2 separate regions of the Homo sapiens genome follow, and region 2 is linked to region 1. A link is a contact called in ENCODE Hi-C or POLR2A ChIA-PET data. All regions are on one chromosome and are shown on one strand. The core of a region is the stretch at or near the end of the contact, and the rest is flanking DNA. Distances in the headings are between cores, read along the strand shown.

Region 1 (2,875 bases), core at 249-2,748:
AAATTATGACAGTGAAAGAGATCTGACCTAACCAATTCCATCTTGCCTTTAATCTCCAAACTGCCCTTGGTCATTCCTGGGTGTGGGGCAAGCTAACTTTGGGAGAAATGTATAGTTTAAATGATAATAGTCCTCAAAACTAAACCACCTTTGTAAAACTAATCGAAGCTCACCAGGTTAGGAGAATGAGAGGGGCCTGAACTCTGCTACCATGTAGGCATAGCTAAATGATTACCAGCCATTATTCCAGAGGTTACAAGATTTGCAGCTTCCCCAATTACTCCTGTAAATAACACCACTGTTGTAGAACCTAAGATTGGCCTTTAGAGATGTCTTTTCAAGCTTTTGCCTTTCTGACCAGATGGACCCACCGGGACCAGCAACTCTTCCGTGGCTCCCACCCAGAAGCCAACTGAGTGCACCAGGACCAGCTTCCACACCCCGATGGTTGCATCCCCAACCAATCAGCAGTACCAATTCCCTAGTCCTCTGTCTGCCAAACTATCCTTGCAAAACCCTAGCTTCCACATTTTCGAGGAGGATGATTTGAGTAATAATAAAACTCCCATCTCCCCTTTAGCCAGTTCTCTGTGTATTAAACTCCTTCTCTTTTGCCATTCCCCTGTCTTGAAAAATCTGCTCTCTCTGGGTAGTAGGCAAGATGAACACATTGAGCAGTTACCTAATGATAAGAATGTTCATATCTGTGCTGCCCAAAGTGGTAGCCAGTAGCCACATGTGGCTGCTGAGTACTTGAAATATGAACAGTGTGGCTGAAGAACTTAGAACTGAGTTTTTAATTTAATTGTAATGGCTAATGTTTGGGACAATGAAGATGGAGATAGACATTTGCATCATTCATAAAATTAAATTCCTCCTCTAAACTATTCAAAGCATAGGCAGTTATTTTCAAACTTTTTTTTTTTTTTTTTTTTTTTTTTGAGACAGAGTCTTGCTCTGTCACCCAGGCTGGAATGCAGTGGTGTGATCTCGGCTCACCGCAACCTCAGCCTCCTGGGTTCAGGTGATTCTCCTGCCTCAGCCTCCTGGGTAGTTGGGATCATGGGTGTGTGCCACCATGCCCAGCTAATTTTTTGTGTGTATTTTTAGTAGAGACAGGGTTTCACCATGTTGGTCAGGCTGGTCTTGAACTCCTGACCTCAGGTGATCTACCCACCTCGGCCTCCCAGAGTACTGGAATTACAGGCGTGAGCCACCATGTCCAGCCTATTTTCAAACTTTAAATCACAGAATTCCTTCTTCAAGGAAGAAAATATTATTCCTATACCAATTTAAATGCAAACTAGCAGTGTGAACATAGGGGCAGGCCTAGAGCCCAACTCATCCCACTCCCCCACTGTCCACTCTTATCAGTTCTCACCTACCCTTGCTGGCTTCACCCACCCTGGCCCACTTGGGCCCTCAGGCACCTCGTCAGAACTCCTAAAACTGCACTGAACACAATGTGAAAGCCACCAATTAAAAAAGCAGAAGAGACCAGCATCAGGTAATTCCCCTAATAAATATTTACTGAGCAGCAACTGAGAACCAGGAACTGGGCTAGATGATGTAGGGGTGCACGGGAAATAAGGCCCCTGCCATGAAGAGACAGGAAAAGGTGATCATGTTTGTCAATAACATCTTAGCTGGATGCTGGATGATCCTTAGCTCATTTTGCCCTGGCATGAGCCCTGTGGTCTTCCTTTCACAGTTTAATACACACTGGGCTCCAAAGAGCTCACCGAGGGGCATACACACCATGCACCAGGGAGGGGCTGGGACCCAGATCTTCCTGACCAGAGCTGTGCTGTGCCCTCCAGAGCTCGCCATCAAGATGGGGAATTTCTCTGTACCCAGATACGCAAACACAGGCCCTCGGGAGCTGGAAATGTGAGAAATAACATGACTCTCTGAGGGTTATGCTGTCAATAGATCAAAGAGAAGATATTCACAAGTAGCTCCCAGGCTGAGGGCCTCTACTATAAACAGATAGAATATAGGCAGTGTTTAACTAAATAGAGTTGTTAGATGCAGGGGCGGTGGGGGTCAGCCACGAAAGGACAGGAAAGGAAAGGCCGAGGCAGATGTATACAAGGTGGACACAAGCACAATAGGGGACCAGAAGCTGGCTGAGGAGTTAGGTATGTCTAACCCATCCCAGGCCCCCATGGCATCCTGACTGTGGGATGAATTCATCAGCTCTTGAGCTTGAAGCCAGAGAGTCTTGTGTCTTTCCAGCTCCTATGTTCTGAGTCCAGGCCCGCTGCATCCTCTCTCTCTGCTGGCAAGAGGAAGAAGTGCTAGTGGGAGGGGTCTTCTTTCTTCCTGGAGATGCCCAGCATTGCAGTGCCTCCAGAAGGCCCGGACCACCAAGCCAGGCCACCCAGCCCTGCTTAATACTTCTTTCTCAGCCCAGAGTCATCTCTCCTCAGCTGTTCCATCATCAGAGGTTTCTCTCCTTGGACAGGGATTTCTCATGATGAATTTTAAAAGTGGTTATGAACAATGATGTGGTCTCCCACGAAGTTTTGACCACAGGAAGTGAATGTGCTGACTGAACCCTGAGATATGAGGTTCAGATGAGGGACCAGCAGTACTCATTGACCCTGCGTGGGCCCAGAAGTTAGTTTCAGCAAAGACTTCAAAGCAGCTATTACATATATGTTCAAATAATTAAAGAAAACTATAATGACAATGACTCAACAGACAGGGAGTCTCAATAGAGAGGTGGAAACTATAAACAAGAATTGAATTGAACATTCACTTCTGGCATGATGGGGTGAGAAGATAAACATGTCCCCTCCCAGAAAGGCAATTATAAAGCTGCACACAACTGCCAAAACATATGTAACACTTCTTAAAATGGAGGAACCCT
Region 2 (2,875 bases), core at 164-2,663, 64 kb after region 1:
GAGAATACCTTTGATTTAACATACTTGAAGCCTATGGAAGCTCTAAGTGTGGACTCTCCATGTAAAGTCTGAGATGAGGGCAGAGGCAGTGACATCGTTTAAGGGAGTAGTAGCTTATGAGCTCTTTTGCACAGTTTGAGAACAGAACCTAGAGCTTGGGCAGTAACCACAGAGAAGGGCTCCTGTAGTCAAGTTAAGACCTGGAATTGCAGAAGGAAGTCATTTTTAAATGTGCATTTCTTTACTGGGATTGCCTGTTCCCTTTAGAACAAGTAAATAAATGTTAAGGTCTCAAGATACTTGATGTTTCAAAATATGAATAATAACAAAATGAATAATATAATCACCATCAAAGTGTGTTTAATTTTTCAAAGCATTTCACATCCATCATTTCATCTTTCTTAATGGAAATATTCAAGGGTATACAAGGCTATGGGTCAAGTCTCAGGGCAACTCCATCCAATCCTCAAGATTCTATATTAAGTTGTGTTTGCAGATGTTATGCTTAATTTTCAAAAGACTAATGGTGATTAATTTTAGTGAAAGTATATGCTCTTTTTTAAAAAAAAGAAAACTACAGTTCATGCATACACACCTTCACCCACATAAAAAACCTAAAAGGATGAAGAAAGGATACCAAAATTGTTCTGACCTAGTTACATCCCAAGTAACACAGACTATGCTTTACTAAAACTCCTCTTCTTACTGTGAACACAAAATGCCAGCTGTGAAAGAAAGTGATACTGCTGGGTTTGCACACTTTGGTTACCATAGAAACAGTAGAAATGGCAAGAGTTGGATGCCTCACATTTAAGTTATCGGCAATAAAATCAGATAGATAAACCAATGCCCAGGGTTCATTTTAGTTAAATTGTATTTTAAAGGCAAAAGTCAGGGAAATAATGTGATAAGTAATATGATTACTCAGAAGCTACTCCTGAAATATCTGCATTTTAGCAGAATTTACTTAATGCTTTAATTTATATTCATGATACTTAACATGTACTCCAGATTTGCTTTTTCCTTCTATAGAATCAATTTTTTCACAGGGTTAAATATATTTCAGTTAATTGGCACATTATGAGTAGCACAGCCTAAAGATACACAATCTTCCTACTACATTTGCTTTCTCCCACCCCAAGACATTTGGGACAAAAATATGAAACTCATAATATGACTCTTATCAGTACCAATAAAGAGAGAAAAAGACAAACACAATTGTCTACAATCCTGAATAATAGGAACAGAGACAATCAGAATATCAATTGGAGTAGTTTCTGAAACAATGAACAGTGCCGGCTTGATATTAATGGCTACAACTATACTTTTATTTAAATATTGTTAGTGGTGACACAACTTTCCTCACATTTGATACAAACATACATTCCCAGGAAAAAACCCTCAGTTCATGCTCCTTTCTTTACACTGTTCTTCATTGTTTACCCTGAACAAATAAGATTCTGCACTGTAACAAATAGGGCAAAGAACTACCTAAGAGTAAAATCTATGCCTTTTTCTTCTTTTTTTCTTAAGCAGTTATTTGCTAATAGCATTAGTCTATCATAACTGCTTACCCCTTAAAACAACTTCATTGATTAGATAGTAGATGATTTAAAATATGGAGAATCTGATCATTGTGGTTGCAACTTCCTAGAGGGCAGGGAGAGTCATTCTGTCACAACTTTATACGTCTGCTGAGAACTAGGTACATACTGTGTTTAATACATATTTGTTGAATGAGTAAACAAATAAGTGAATGAGCTAAATTGCCAGTGGTTTGTACTCATAATCCATCCAGCTATGGGGTAAGGTATAAGTGTCCTCTGAGAGGCAAGTTCCCAATTTGAAAAGAAGATGGCTGCGTGCAGTGGCTCATGCCTGTAATCCCAGAACATTGGGAGGCCAAGGCGGGCAGATGACCTGAGGTCAGGAGTTCGAGACCAGCCTGACCAACATGGAGAAAACCCACCTCTACTAAAAATACAAAAAATTAGCGTGCATGGTGGCGCATGCCTGTAATCCCAGCTACTCGGGAGGCTAAGGCAGGAGAATCACTTGAACCCGGGAGGTGGAGGTTATGGTGAGCCAAGATCATGCCATTGCATTCCAGCCTGGGCAATAAGAACAAAACTCTGTCTCCAAAAAAAAAAAAAGAAAGAAAGAAAGAACAGAAGTTGAAGGAAACTAGAATAAATACTCCAAAACATGCCAAGCTCACTTCTGAATAACGGTTTTTAAAAGTTATTATTTTACTTTATTCTGGGGTTTCAAAAATCCTCGATAGGCCGGGCACGGTAGCTCACGCCTGTAATCCCAGCACTTTGGGAGCCTGAGGTGGGTGGATCACGAGGTCAGAAGTTCGAGACCAGCTTGGCCAACATAGTGAAACCCTGTCTCTACTAAAAATACAAAAATCAGTCGGGCATGGTGGCACGCACCTGTAGTCCTAGCTACTTGGGAGGCTGAGGCAGGAGAATTGCTTGAACCCAGGAGGCAGAGGTTGTGGTGAGCCGAGATCGCGCCACTGCACTCTAGCCTGGGCAACAGAGCAAGACTCCATCTCAAAAAAAAAAAAATAAATAAAAATAAAAATCCTCTATATGCTAATGGCACCAAAATCTATACCTCTAGGTCTCTAACTTTCCATATATCTCAGAGATATGTTGACAGTAGCCATTACCACAGTCACCTCAAACTCAACTTGTCCAAACTAAATTTTTACTTTTCCCTGTCAAAACTCCTCTTTTTTTGGTTAATCCTTTCTCAGTCACAAAGTCAACAAAAGCAGAAGTCTGAACTTGCATTGACGCTCTCTTTTCTCCCTCAAATCTAACCAATCCTCAGATCTGACTACTTACATCCTACATTTTTGTCA

Evidence for each region. A loop is a pair of places that touch in the nucleus more often than their neighbours do. ChIA-PET counts read pairs that join two places held with the same protein, here RNA polymerase II (POLR2A). Pooled maps may share reads with other maps.
Region 2: a pooled map shows a loop between it and region 1 (3-fold over the local background). The contact joins two enhancer-like sites. A Hi-C loop is called at or near these places in 1 of 37 single-sample maps with no recorded cell type and 2 of 50 pooled maps. POLR2A ChIA-PET finds 5 or more read pairs at or near these places in 5 of 52 experiments (OCI-LY7, WTC11 and activated T-cell).

Annotation. Positions count from the first base shown.
Region 1 is chr6:110,588,518-110,591,392 of GRCh38, forward strand. LOC105377941 (a long non-coding RNA gene) reads left to right here. Exons shown (of 4, transcript XR_942866.3): 4 at 362-579. Among named protein-coding and RNA genes, the nearest start is that of SLC22A16, 110 kb to the left of the region's middle. RefSeq lists an enhancer at 2,346-2,405. Within about 2 kb of position 1,499, at least 3 of the 41 ENCODE cell types and tissues checked have a DNase peak (open chromatin) inside an H3K27ac peak, as active enhancers do.
Region 2 is chr6:110,652,803-110,655,677 of GRCh38, forward strand. All of the region lies in intron 4 of CDK19 (cyclin dependent kinase 19), which reads right to left. Among named protein-coding and RNA genes, the nearest start is that of CDK19, 160 kb to the right of the region's middle. Within about 2 kb of position 1,414, at least 3 of the 41 ENCODE cell types and tissues checked have a DNase peak (open chromatin) inside an H3K27ac peak, as active enhancers do.